3 separate regions of the Homo sapiens genome follow, and regions 1 and 3 are each linked to region 2. A link is a contact called in ENCODE Hi-C or POLR2A ChIA-PET data. All regions are on one chromosome and are shown on one strand. The core of a region is the stretch at or near the end of the contact, and the rest is flanking DNA. Distances in the headings are between cores, read along the strand shown.

Region 1 (4,310 bases), core at 1,065-3,564, 430 kb before region 2:
TTCCCTGATTTCAAATGTTTAGATATGCAGCTTTGGTTAAGCCACCAATTCTCACTGAGCATAGTGTGCGGCCATGAGAAATGAACTCAGTAATGCTGTTGACCATCTTCAAAATGGATTTCAAAAACCAGCAGCACAATATGAGTGTAAAATAGAATCATGACTCAATGATTACCCTGTGAATAAATGAACATTTCAGTGATTCCACAGATGATCATTCTCAGTTACATCACTTGGTTGAAACAGGCCAATGAGGCCTTAAAATGCCAGTTAACCCTGAATTGTATAATTCAAATCGATAAATTTATATTAAATGAATCACATTTCATTTTATGTTAAGCAAATCACGAATAAACCTGTTTTGTTTTTTTAAAAAATAACAGGTTAAAATCCCAGCTACTCGGGAGGCTGAGGCAGGAGAATCGCTTGAACCTGGGAGGCAGAGGTTGCAGTGAGCTGAGATCTCGCTACTGCAGTCCAGCCTGGGCAACAGAGGGAGACTCCATCTCAAAAATAAAATAAAATAAAATAACGGGTTAAATCAGCCTGTTATTTTAAAACAGCCCCATCACCATGACTAGAACAGCTAACTCTGGCCAAAGAACCCCAACATGTAGTATGTCCTAGCAAGAATAGATGAGTAGATCAGCATAAATCCATTCACACTGAATGGATTTTCCTACAAAATAGGGTTCTCATTAGAAAGCAGAGAAGTATATAGGTCAGGAGATTGCCCAAGCAAGGTGTGGGAGGATGGAGTCCTTTGTGGAATCAGACAACAGGTGTGGAGGAGTAAGGATGAAAGTGACTAGAAGAATAGCAAAGCTCTCAAGGATTTTATACATTACATGCATTTTCTAGATGAAAGGCTATTCAAAATTTTACAAAGGTCAAATCAGAGCACCTTCATAAGCCAGGTTCCTCTGTTGCCTATGACTTCGGACTTCCCTACAGTGATCTGCTGCTTAATGATGGGCAAAGAACAGGACTAGCTTTGAGCAAATTATGAGGGATGCCAGCTTAGAGTCTGCTCCCCTTCCTTTTTCTGTTTTCACTTTCCTCTAGAGCTGCCCCCTGTATTTACTAACCTTTGAAAGACAGAACCCACCTGCATTCTTCTAAGGGCTTTTCTCCCCAACCAATTATGCAAATTGGAGCGAATCAGACAACCTTAGTCACACACGTGTATATAAATAGCTAATAGAGGTGGTGCATATGACATCTCTCCTGAGAGAAAAGCCTTAAGGCTAAGAGATTAATTTCCAATTATGAAATTGCAACCATCCAGGAATTGGGCAGGGAGAACTCTCCCATGACATCCCCCGCCCCTTCCCTGCCAAGAACACCTTAAAGGCATAAAGCACTTGCTGCCTGCTTGGCCTGTTCATAAAGATTCACACTTACCAAAGAATTCCTTGGTGCAACCTCAAGCTACAAAATTGTTGCAAAGAATATTTACATTTACATTTTAAGTGCAAATACCTAGAGTGGAAAAATGTATTTTTGATCTGGATAGAGGACAATATTTTTAGGTCCTCCCCCACTGCTAGTAAATTTACAGAATTACAATACCCATAAGGAGCCAATAAGTTTTTAAATAGTGATGTTAAACTAAGTATGTTCAGGCATCTAAGGGGTGTTATGTGCTTTACAAAGAACTGAGAATGTGGTTTTAACAAAATGTTTTCACCCCATATACCACAAACACATGTGCAGTTTCGTATTTGGCTCCTGAGAATATGTCTTACAAAATAGGCCTCAAACCAACACCAAAAGATGACTATCTCTCCTGCTATATGACTGCATCCTGCACTGAGTTAGTTATTCAACAAATGACATTCAGTTATGGCCTAGAAAATATTTGTAGTAGAGACGGGGTTTTACCATGTTGGCCAGGCTGGTCTCGAACTCCTGACTTTGTGATTCGCAAAATATAAAAATTTAGCCTGGTGTGGTGGCGCGTGTCCGTAATCCCAGCTACTCGGGAGGTTGAGGCAGGAGAATTGCTTGAATCTGGGAGGCAGAGGTTGCAGTGAGCCAAGATCACACCACGGCACTCCAGCCTGGGCGACAGAGCAAGACTCTATCCCAAAAAAAAAAAAAAAGAAAAGAAAAAGAAAAAGAAAGAAAGAAAGAAAAGAAAAAGAAAATAATTGTTTAGCCTTGTTTTGGTTTTACTTCATAGTTTCCTGACTTCATTCATGAGGGAAAAGGAATGACACCCAGCAGAGCAGGCCCCGTGGAGCTCCTGCACTTGCAAGCACTCACACCCTGCAGGAAGAACTGGTATACACCCGTACACACAGGAAAGGCCACTGAGAGTCAAACACCACCAGCACCAATTTGTGAACTTTGGTGAGGTGTGAGGTATTATCGCAGGGTAGGGTTTATTTATTGTTGCTGCTGTTTACTGAGGTATAATTTCCACACAGTAAAATTAAACATTTTTAGGCACATAGTTCTCTGAATATTGACAAACTTAGTGATGTGACTACAAAAGCAATCAAAATTCTATCACATAAAAAAATTCTTTGTGCCCCTTTCTAGCCAATCCCCTCCCCTCACCCCTAGTCCTTGGCAAATGCTGATTTGGTTTCTATTTCCATTGTTGCCCTTTCTAGAATATCATATAAACAGAATCACACAGTGTATGGCCATTTGTGTCTGGCTTCGTTCACCTAGAAAAACGCTTTTGAGATTCATCCATGTTGTTGCATGCATGAGTTCTGTATTCCTTCTTACTGCCAAACAGTACTGCATTTACGGACACACTACAATTTGTTTATTCACTAGTTGAGGGACATTTGGATGGTTTCTAGCTTTACATGATTATGAATAAAGCTGCTGTAAAAAGTTGTTGACCGGTTTTTCAGTGGACGTCTGTCTTCATTTCTCTTAGATAAATACTCAGGAGTGAGATTCCTGGGTTGTATGTCACGTGTATATTTAACTTTATAAGAAACTTCAAAACTGACTTCCATAGTGGAAGTCCATTCCCACCAGCAGTGTATGATAGTCCAGCAATATATTATAGCTCTGAATCCTTGTCAGTATCAGATGTTGTCAGTTACCTTGATTTGAGCCATTTTATTAGTAATCCATCAACTTTTGATCTAGGCTGGGCCATAAAATTAAACTTTCTGCTAGCTATATATACTGGGTTGAATAAGTGTCCTTCCGAAATACACATTCACCCGGAACCTCAGAATGTGACCTTATTTGGAAGTAGGATCTTTGCATATGTAATTAAATTTAGATGAAGCCATACTGGGCTGAAGAGGGCCTTAATCCCAATGACTGGTGTTCTTATAAGAAGGCCACGTGACACAGGGACACACAGAGTAGAGCATCCTGTGACAGGAGAGGCAGAGATTGGAGCTAGGCTGCAGCAAGCCAAGGAATACCAGAATCCCCAGCAGCTGTTAGGGCCAAGCAAGGATTCTTCTCAGAGTCTCGGAGAGAGCATGGCCCTGAATACATCTTGATTTCAGACTTCTGACCTCCAGAACTATGTGAGAATACATTTCTGTTTGTCGTAAGTCACCCAGTTTGTGATAATTTGTTAAGGCAGTCCTAGAACTAAAACACTATGAATACAATTTACAGAATACAACAATACAAATAGGTTTATATTTGACTTATATAAAGCTTTCTGAGGATAAAAGCATAATAATTGCTTCTACAAAATTCATTCTAATTAGTTCAAGCATATCACTAGAAGCCTAATTTATTAATATGCATAAAAATTCTTGGGCTAAGTTTTTGACTATTCTATAATTCAACATTTCACTCATTGGACTGAACTTCTGCTAATGAGTCAAGATTAGTGAAGACCACTGTTTATCATGAATTAAGAGCAGTGCAGAAGCAGAATCCCAGTGGTTCCTATCTATGGCCATTGAATATGTGAGACCCACATTTTGCAGAATGTTCTACAAAGGATTAAAAGATGAACTTTCTTTTAGTTTAGTCATTTGTGGTATAATGTACTGGAATGCACCTTTAAAATTTTTTAATTGTAAAATTATGTGTTTATTTTTCCTATCATGAAGTCTAGTTCTGAAAAACAAGACTTCTGTGGTAGAGCCAGTTCTGGTTGTTTCTTAAAGAACAGATCCCTTTTCAGTTTTAGCACAAAGCTCTTCCAGCCCCTGACGAAGAAAATTGTCCCTCTCTCAACCTGTATTAGACTTCCTTGGGGAGGCAGAGGGATCTCCCTCCCCACCTGACCCCAAAACCTTTGAAAGAAAGAAGTTGGTTATTCTGTTACACTATTATTCAATTAGAATTCCACTAATTTAATAACAGAG
Region 2 (4,886 bases), core at 1,075-3,574:
TACTTCCACTTCTCTACCCAGAGTAGACATTACTAACCGTTCTTGGCACATTTTCTCACTGATCCAGACTGCTTCAGAAGTCTCCGGAGTGTCATGCTGTATGAATCTATTATGTAGCATTCAAGATGAAATAAAATTATCATTCCCAGATCCGTGGTACATGGTATCTAATAAGCATCTACTTATTAAATTTTTATTGAATGGTGATGAATAGATAAATGGATTAATGAATGGATGAACAAGTAGGTGATTCAACTGTAGACCTCTCTAAATGCAGCAAACTGTTTTGTTTGTTCATACCATCGATCACAAGAGAAACCAAGTAAGGTGGAGTTGGAGCAGGGTTGGGTATTTACTGGAGACGAACAATTCCAGCTCATGCTTGAAGCCTCGAAGTCATGGTGACAACTACATCTCTAAACACCCGAATACAGGAGAAAATGGCTCTGGAACCCACTTGCTGCGATTGTCCAGAAACAAGAGTTACTACAGTGGAGCCTCATTCATTTGTTTATTCGATAAATCTTCATTTCATCAGTCAGGCTCCCAGCAGGATGTGGATAATGGAGGAAACAGATAACCTCAGATGGAGTCATTTTATGAGTTTAATGAAGAGACTACTACCAAGGATAGCACAGTACCCTGAGGCTAGAAACGGAGGGAGCCATCACCCTCCCTGAGCCCAAGAGGAGCTGCTGTTTCAGTAGAGGGACTCAACCAACCTGTATGCAGGTTTACTCCTGGTTCCTCCATGGGCTGCACGAAAGGGAAGCCGGGGGCGAGGGAGCCCACTGATATAGTTCATAAAAGTCAGCTTCCTGGCCCAACGCAGGGAGGAAGTGTAGCGAGTGGACCTGGAAGGACAAAGTAGATCAACACAAAGCTGGGCAGTAGCATTGAGCAATACCTTGTCCTAGACAGTGAGGGCTCAACAGTGAACAAAACAAACAAGGTCCTTATTCATAGGAAGCTTAGAGTCTAATGGGGGAGGAGAAATGTTGAACTAATTAATATGTTAAAATAAGATGATTTCAAGATATTTTAGAAAACACAAAGCTAGTGGTACATAACAATATTATTTCTATTACATTTTCCTAAATTAAAAAATTAACCATCACCAACAGATAATGCAGATGCCAGGAGACAGCACTTGGCCTAACTGACTGTTTATTCTTAAAAAGGAAACCAGGCACTATTTTCCTATCTTGTCTTTTGATCACATGCTTGCTTCCAAAGTCATTCTCTCTTTGATAGTTTGAGAAAACAAATTTTTGGTTTTGGAACGGGCGCCTTGTTTAATCCTGGTTTCTGCAATCTTGGTAAATCAGGGAGAAAGATATGTCCAGTGGGCAACACAAGAATGTTTTATTTGCGTAAGAAAAAGAAAATAGATTTTTTTTTCTGAGTTGCAGGAATAGAGTTTTGACCATATTTTGGTGTTTAACATCCGTTCATCTCAAAAAACTTTTTTATTTCCAATCTGTTCTTGATTCTATTCAAAGAGAACTATGACATCTCTCTCCATTAATAATATTTTAAAGCTTATTATCCTATAGGCTCTTTCTTAAAGGTTAGGAAAGGAAGCTGCTTTGGCCAGAAGTTTTGGAGGTTTTCTCTGGGGGGGTACCTGAAGGTTGGCAAGTGGGTGGGGGTGGAATAGAGGAAGAGTGTTTATCACCAGGACACCAAGTTCTGATCCCCAAATCAACAAGCCATGCCCCAAGTTAGGAAAACGGAGAAGGGCTGGCTGGACTTCAGAAAGACATGCAAACAAATTTACCATACAGTGGGTTCACGATATTAAATTAAGTATTCAGCAATCACAAATCTTATAACACATTCCAGAACAATCGAGTGTGTGAGAGAGAATGAGACCTCAAACCAGCTGAGCCAGTATTTAAAGCCTTTTTAATTTAACAGAACCCATTTTTTATGGTATCCAGGATATGTTTCTGGCTTTTCAAGCTGTCACATGATCTCTTGTCCAGATGTGAGGGTGTATATCTGGGACTGGACCAGCCAAAAACCGCAGCACTTTCCTTCAGCTTGTAGCTTGTTACTGTAACTCAACCGTACTCCTCTCAGCTACAGAAGCCCCACATTAATATGTGGTACAACAACAATAACACAGGAGGGGATAAAGTTAACCAAAACATTCACATGAATCTGGAAAAGAGGAGAGGCGCGGGGCGGGGCTGGGGTGGAGAAGGAAGGAGAGCCAAGTCAGATAGGTTTATTTGTCAGCTCCACACAACACTGAAAATGAAACCTCCAAGTGTGTGGTGGTCTGAAAACTTCCCTTTTTCTCACCTACTGTGAACAGCTTTTACCCAAGGACAAGACTTCCTGGAGCTTTCTTCAGGAAATTAGCAAATGCCTCTGTTTGGAACGTCAGGTTTCAGGAACCCACAGCAAGGCCAGAAAGTGCCTCAAGAACCACAGAGTGTAGAGCTTCTCCTTCAAAGAAATTTCTGGAAGCCCAGGCCTTCACCACAGAGTGGGCAGAAACAGGAGGGAGAGGGCAACCGCCTGCCTGCCTGACTTTGCACCTTTGCCAATGACCTCTGAGGGACCAGCTCATAAAGCTGCTCAGATGGCTTCTGTCAATCAATCACATTCGTCACGAGGTTTCTTTGTGTATAAAGTGGGGACAGTAATAGAACCTGCCTGGAGGGGATGTTTTTAGGAGTAGAGGAAAGCACTTAGCATCTTCCCTGCCTCAGTGAGTGCTTTCATTCATTCTTGAATCCACAAATATTGACAGAGCACCTACTATGCACCCCTGTTCTAGAGGCCTGGGCTACCTCTCTGAACAAAACAGACAAAGATCCTGACCACAAGGATCTTACTTACATAAGAACAGGGGGAAAAACAATATAATAAACAAGAAAACAAATTCATACCTACAAAGGCAACATGAGCCAAGGCAAAAAGGGGAGAAAAAGCCTGCTCTGGAGACCGCGGCATCCGGAGAGCAGGCGCCATGTAATAAAGTGATAAGGAAGGTGGCTTTTGAATTAATTAAACAAAGCAAACGTCATTTATAATAATCTTGTCTTAATTCACAAAGGACGTCTTTCACCCCAGGGGGCTCTTTCACCCTATGTCTAGCCCTAACAAGTGGCTTCATTAGAACAGATGTGCACAGCCGGATAGTGCTGGGGAGCCTCAGAGGCCTCCCCCATTGAAGATCCTGCTCCCCTTTCTGCCCAGCCCACCTCGGAGGCTCACCAGGCCTAGAACTGCACCTCTGACTGGTCACGAGTTGGAATAAGTGGTCTCTCTTGAACACACATTGTGCAACTGGCTCTGGCCGGCTCACCCTTAAAGCAGAGAGGGTAAGGCAAGGAGAGCTCCATGTCCCCTTTCATGCTATTCTGATTCTCCTCTAAAGGGGCACGAAAGGTGTGAGCCAACAATGTATTAAGGGGAAGCCTTGTATTCTTCTTCGCCTTAACTCCCATCCTTGCAGTGCCACAGAACGGACACCGGAAGAGAATTCTATCCCGGGCCCTTCCACGACACACTCTACTTTCAGGACACTTTTCCTTCTTCCTTCGAGTGTCAATCCTTCCAAATCCTCTGTGCACTGCTCGGTTTGACTTCAGCTCCAGTGGTGAAAGGGAAGATTTATTTCCAAAACGTTCTGTGGAGAGTGTTTCATAGAAGATGTATTGTTTCTAGCAAGATCTTCACCAGGGCTGAGGAAGAGGCAAGAAATCTCCCCCAGAAATAATGCCACATTTCTTGGAAATCATTGACTCTGCAAAAGAAATAAAGAAAAAACCTGTAATCATTTCAGTTAAGTTGTATGCAGGTATCTATATTTTATGTTTAAATACATCTGGGTATGTGATACAATGCACATATACACATGTTAAATCATATAATCTCAGGGTCAGAAGGGTGCTTATAGTAGAATTTCCTCTCTTACTATAATGCACTGTGAATTATGCCTGCATTAAGTGTAACATGGGTTACAGCCAAGGAGAAATATCTACCCAGCTGCAGTCCAGCCAGTCTACTGAAAGTCTGCAGATGGCACCTGACAAAGCCAGGATTTTAATTCACAGCCTGTATTATGACAATTAAATTAATTTCAAATACTTTCATTTAGTTTAAGGTGAGTTTAAAGGCAAAGAAGTTAATAAAAGACTTACAGAGTTTTAGCAGTGGTTCATATCTCTGGCTACACACTAGAATCACCTGAACTGCGGTATTTTTAATTCATACCTATAGAGAGTCTTATTCACAAAGTAATCCAGCATGCATTACGCTAGGTTAATTTTTGCAGCAGTAAAATATTCTGCTTATAATAATGAAAATTTGTGGCAAGAAGCCTCAAGTATAATTAATATAATTTCCCCTCAGTAATGTCTAAAATGAAATCACTCTCCTCTACACTCCATACCCATACTGTGATTTTTTTTTTTTTTGAGTTGGGGTCTAGGCTGGTGTGCAGTGGTGCTGCAATCATGGCTCACTGCAGCCTCAAACTTCTAGGCCCGAGTTTCAGCCTCCCAAGTAGCTGGGAACTACAGGCACACCACCACACCCAGTTAATTTTTCTACTTTTTGTGGAGATAGAGTCTCACTATGTTGGCCAAGCTGGTCTCTTACTCCTGGCCTCAACTCATCCTCCCACCTCAGCCTCCCAAAATGCTGGGGTTATAGGCATGAGCCACCATATTTGGCATGCTCTGATATTTTTTATTGGCCTTTGCAGAGGGCCTTTTGATTCACCTTACTGCAAGAAGGTAAAGTAGTTGAAAGAATCATAGTCTAGTAATCAAGAAACATAGTCTTCTGCTCTGACGCCAATAGCTGTATGCGTCTATGTTTACCTTTCTGGCCTCAGCTTGCTCATCCATAAAATGGGCAGATTG
Region 3 (4,890 bases), core at 950-3,449, 270 kb before region 2:
AGTGGTAGTTTCAAGGTGTCAAGTTTCTGAAAGATATTTGAAACACAAATAGGTTCTTTAGAACCAAAGGAGCCCTTTGCCCCACTCCTAGGTGTGGAGACCGATTCTACCTGCACCTTTGGAATTTTCTTGTTGGCAGTGTTGGAGAGTCTCTCCATTTATATAAAAACCTTACTGCACAATTTGCAGCGTTCCCCAAATAATTCTAAAATGACTGTGTTGTCATTTGTTTTTTCCCTAAAGGAAATCAATGAGAGCCAGGCAGGCCTTCATGGCTAGCTCAAAAACCAGATTGATGGGGAGATCAAAACATCAGGTATGAAAGTTGTTTTGACTCCTCCCTCAACCCCATCTTTTTGAGCTTCAGGTTAGCAGTTCTCATTTACAAGTAAATGGGACAAGTAAAGGCTAGAAATATTGTGAAATAAAGATGCTGCCCAGGCCTTACTTGAACTGTGTCATTTGAGGGAAGCAATATCCTTGTTGACAGAATCACACTTTTCCAAAGTTTGGAGTTTCTCTGAGGTACATGATTCCCCATAAAAAGAAAGGCCTTCTTGTTGATGGTGTCAGGTAACTGAAGCTCTTTCTGCAGGGCAGGGTGGGTTGGTTTCTATGAAGACTTCCAAGAAGGATGGGTCCCACCCAGTTATAGTCATGACTTGGTCATTTTCAACACCCCCTTGGAAGGACCTCCCAACCTCTTGTTTCCACTGGGTGTACCACTCTAAATCACAGTCACCTAATGAGTTTCACAATGACATGTAATTGTAATTGTCTCCCACGTCAATTGATAGTCATTATCTGTTACTACTACTGCTGATAATGATAATGATAAGAAGAAGGAAAGATTGCAGCATATTAGGACATAATAAGTATGTTCAAATACCTTATCTCATTTGATCATCAGCAACTTTATAAGGCTTGATTCACTTATGTGAAAGATAAAGAAAACAAATAAACTGGATTCACAGGTACCTTATGAGACTCGCTGTCAGAGCACTTGATGAGCTGCAGTTTGCTCTTCTTGTAACAGCCCAGGGAACTAAGAATGATAATTCCTCCTGTTCTGTTGAACAATACATGTGCTCACAGAAAGTAGGTAAAATGCCCAAAGGTAGATGGCAGATAGCATTCAGATCCAGTCCTCAAATCTAGCAGTTTAGACTTTGAATTTCTTGCTCTTTTCCAAATACCTATATGTCAGGCCTGATACCTTATTTTGCCAAGTTAGGCTTTCAAGTGCCATCATGGTGACATTTATTTATGTTATTAATCCATTCTAATGTGTTCATAGAATGCTTCCAAGGAGACTAACCCATTTCTGCTATGTACTCCGAGTCTTTCCCTTTCGGGGAACATTCTGACAGTGACTTTTAAGAGATTATTTCCCCACATTTTTAGTTTCTACAATAAGAAATGTTAGATCATGTCAACTCTGATTCTAATGTCCCATAATACCTGTGGATGGCGCAGGGATTTGGAGATGCAGTACCTGAGTTCAAGTCTTGCCTCTGCCTCTAATTAGCTAAATGATCCTGAACAAATTATTTAACTTTCAGGAGCCTCACTGGCCCTCTTAAAACAAGAGCATGGTTATAAATAAGGAGACCATATAATTTATTGTCCAAATCTAGACACTTTTGAGAGTGAAAGGGAATGATATCAATAATTAGGCTGGAACCACAGGTATAACCCAGGATAGTTTGGGAGCAAATAAGGATGTGTGGTCATTCTGGTTATGAAAATACTGTCATTGTAGATTTGCTGTGAGGATTCCATGGGAGAACATAGGTGAAAACACTTTGTAAATTGAAAATTGCTGTAAACACACTGACTTGAATATTATGAGTCCCATGGCAGACTGAACCTTTCTGGACCTGCACGTCCCTGATTTGCCTTGGGGAACAAAGGCCTGGCTCCTTCCTCACTTGCAGGGATATTTTGAGAGTAAATGAGATAATATGTAGCTTGGACTTTGATCCTAAGAGGAGGACAACAGGCTAGAGGTAATGGCAGTGAGTGTGGTTTATTGAAAGAAATAGAGCAAGGAAGTAAAAGCAAAACAGAAAGCAATTTGAAAAGACAAACACAGGATGTGCTGTGTAGGTTAGATCAAGGCATTCCACCCATTTGCATTGCTTCCTCCACTCCCAGTCTCACCCCTGGACCCCAGAAGTGACTAATGATACAGACAAGCTCGCCGCAAGTGTCTCTTCAGCCAGGAACTGAGGTTTCAACAGAAACCAGTGGTTCTCAGCCTTCACTACCTATTCAATCCATTGAGAGAGATTTTAAAACTTCTGATGGCAGTTTGCTCCCCAAGCCGATTACATCAGTGTGTCTGTGGGTGGGACCCTGAAACAATATTTTCATATCCACTCTCAGGTGGCTCCAGCGTGCAGCCCTGGTGGAGAGCCACTGAGTCATAATCAGAGGCAGGTCCAATAGCAGGCAGCTTCTGCCACCGCTGACATAGGTGGCCTTGCTAATGCTGATTAAATGTCCAGAACTTCTAACAGCCTCAGGGCATCACGGTCAGAAGTGTTGTTGATAGAAAGCTTGCATCCAATCACTGCCCAGTTAACAGATGCTGACGAACTATTAAGCCCTATCCACAGGACTCCAGAACAATCGTGTATAGGGTTGGTCTAGTCAAAGAATCATCAATTCAGCATGGGGGAAGTAAAACAGAGTTCTGCTAATTGTCTGATGGAAACGACTAGTCTTTCATTTATTGAGTGGCCCAAAAGTTTCTGAGTGGTGCAGGGTGCAATACAAGTTGTGGTGACTCGTGGTGTGGTCATCTGACTTCCAGAACAGATAGGATCAGATCTTGTGGTGTCGCCTCTATGTCCCTGAGCTACTGTGACTGCCTGGTCACCTTGGGCCGCTTGCCTAAGCATGAGCTCACTAGGTTTTTAAAGTTCCCTTCATCATATTAAGCTACTGTGTTTTTCTTTCCCACTATCTTCAGGTTTTGATCTGTAGTCAATAACGCAATACACAAATTTGCCTGCCCTGCTATGGCAGTGAGTGCTTCTTCTCCTGGTAACACATCCCTGGAGAGCTAGCGTCAAGAGTTGTATGATGCATATTTGAAGTGCCATGGCAGGGTGGTGGGAATGAGGACTGGGTCTGCAGAAGCTGACGTCCACTGCCAGTGTTGAGAGCTCCTGCATCCCTGATGACTTGTGTTGTCTCTTTGGGCATTTATTGGCCCCCTCCATGCAAGACAAAGCGTCTGTCAATTTAGACAGTCAGTTAGGTCAAAAACTTCTCATTCTTGGTTCCCTTTGAGTTGTCAGCTGCTGGCCCCATGTTAGTGGTGGCAAGAGATGTGGTGGAAGAGTGAAACTTTGGTGTCAGGCTCGGGTTCACCAGTGTGTTGGCCAGGATGGGCTGCTTGACCTCTCTGGACCACAGATTTTTTTTTTGTTTTAACCAGTGCAGTGCTAATAGCAGCAGCACATCTTTCATGGAGTTGGTGTCAGCATTTCAAGCTGAGTATGGATCTGGCCTATTAGTAAGTCTTTCTCTGTAGGCTCCATGTAGCCCAATAAGTAAAAGTAAAGCCCTTGGGCTTCCCTCCCTTGATGTGTACAAGAAGTCAGAGGCTCAGTCCTACCAGCTGAATCTCACATCTCAGAACCAAGATACTTCTTGAAAGAAAATGTAAGTTTCCAAAGCAGGTCGTCATTCAGGGAACTGGAAGAGAAATGTTCCCGATTGTTGGAGCTGACCCCTGAGAACACAAGCAGTGAGTCTCATTGCTGCAGACCAATGGCAACTGAAGTACAGTGCAACCACCACTGGATCTGACTGCCTCTGACTGGACTGCTGCTCCATAAGCTGGAGCCCACTAGAGCCCATGTCTGGAGTAATGTGGTTGGACTGACTACAGGGTAACTGCAGATCCCTGACCCACTGGGTTCTTCAAACTCAGGGGAAGTTGATTCCTCCTGTCAGTTGCTCCCTCATCCAAGAAAGCTCCTACATAACTGCTTCCCCAAGGCTCCTGGTAGCCAGGCCAGGGTAAAGGATCCTCTTTATTTTCAAGAGGATCCCTGGTTCTCTTTGCAGATTTTACTACCCCTTCCTCAACAATCTTCCAGCTATGCATAGCCATAGGTGCTCTCATCAAATATACTCACACATGCACACGTATTATCTACCAGGATTATGGGGAAAATGTCGTAGGCTCTCACTCTCTGGTATCTATTAAAAAACTATTACCCAGAACACATCCTGAGTTGTATCTGTTGTCAAGACTGGAGGAACTAGAGATAGTAAAGATGCAAAGTGGTTAAGCATGAGTTTCCTAAGATGTAGTTCTGTAAAGGACTCTCTCTACCCAGGGTGTCTTAAATCTAACACTGCTTGTGTTCTGAGGGGTCAGCTCCCACAGTCAGGGACATTTCTCTTCCAGTTCGCTAAATGACAACCTGCTTTGGAAACGTGTCTTTTCTTTCAAGAAAGAAGTATCTAAGTTCTGAGATGTGAAATTCTTTAAGGACAAATAAGATAAATAGCCTACTGTCTGAACTGAAACGAATTCTTCCCTGTAAAAAGAAATGGAGTTGTTAACTTCTAGAAGTTCTTTTAGCTCTGCTGGCATGGGAAGAGTCTTTAAGGGGGATTCAAAGACTCTTCCCATGCCAGCAGCACTGGAGGTAAACCATGGGTAGGCTGGTGGTTCTCAGCCTTTGGGGCATGAAAGAGTCACTGCACTTGCCTTCTTCACTTGTACCTGCCCAGGTCCTGTCTATAGAGTTTCAGATTTAGGAGGGTGGGGTGAGGCCCAGGCATCTGTATGCTTAAGAAGCTACCCACTGGTGATTCTGAAGCCCATCAAAGACTGAGAACCACTGGTGCAAACCATGGGTAAAT

What was found. A loop is a pair of places that touch in the nucleus more often than their neighbours do. ChIA-PET counts read pairs that join two places held with the same protein, here RNA polymerase II (POLR2A). Pooled maps may share reads with other maps.
Region 1: a pooled map shows a loop between it and region 2 (9-fold over the local background). The contact joins two enhancer-like sites. A Hi-C loop is called at or near these places in 2 of 37 single-sample maps with no recorded cell type and 2 of 50 pooled maps. POLR2A ChIA-PET finds 5 or more read pairs at or near these places in 1 of 52 experiments (GM10248).
Region 3: a loop to region 2 is called in a pooled map, with 5 times the contacts of the local background. The contact joins two enhancer-like sites. A Hi-C loop is called at or near these places in 4 of 37 single-sample maps with no recorded cell type and 10 of 50 pooled maps.

What each region holds. Positions count from the first base shown.
Region 1 is chr6:46,173,080-46,177,389 of GRCh38, reverse strand. No RefSeq gene overlaps it. Among named protein-coding and RNA genes, the nearest start is that of ENPP5, 4.3 kb to the right of the region's middle. Within about 2 kb of position 2,314, at least 3 of the 41 ENCODE cell types and tissues checked have a DNase peak (open chromatin) inside an H3K27ac peak, as active enhancers do.
Region 2 is chr6:45,739,214-45,744,099 of GRCh38, reverse strand. No RefSeq gene overlaps it. Among named protein-coding and RNA genes, the nearest start is that of RUNX2-AS1, 160 kb to the right of the region's middle. Within about 2 kb of position 2,324, at least 7 of the 41 ENCODE cell types and tissues checked have a DNase peak (open chromatin) inside an H3K27ac peak, as active enhancers do.
Region 3 is chr6:46,008,925-46,013,814 of GRCh38, reverse strand. The region is part of intron 1 of CLIC5 (chloride intracellular channel 5); the gene reads left to right. Among named protein-coding and RNA genes, the nearest start is that of CLIC5, 4.5 kb to the left of the region's middle. RefSeq lists an enhancer at 2,271-2,320. Within about 2 kb of position 2,199, at least 12 of the 41 ENCODE cell types and tissues checked have a DNase peak (open chromatin) inside an H3K27ac peak, as active enhancers do.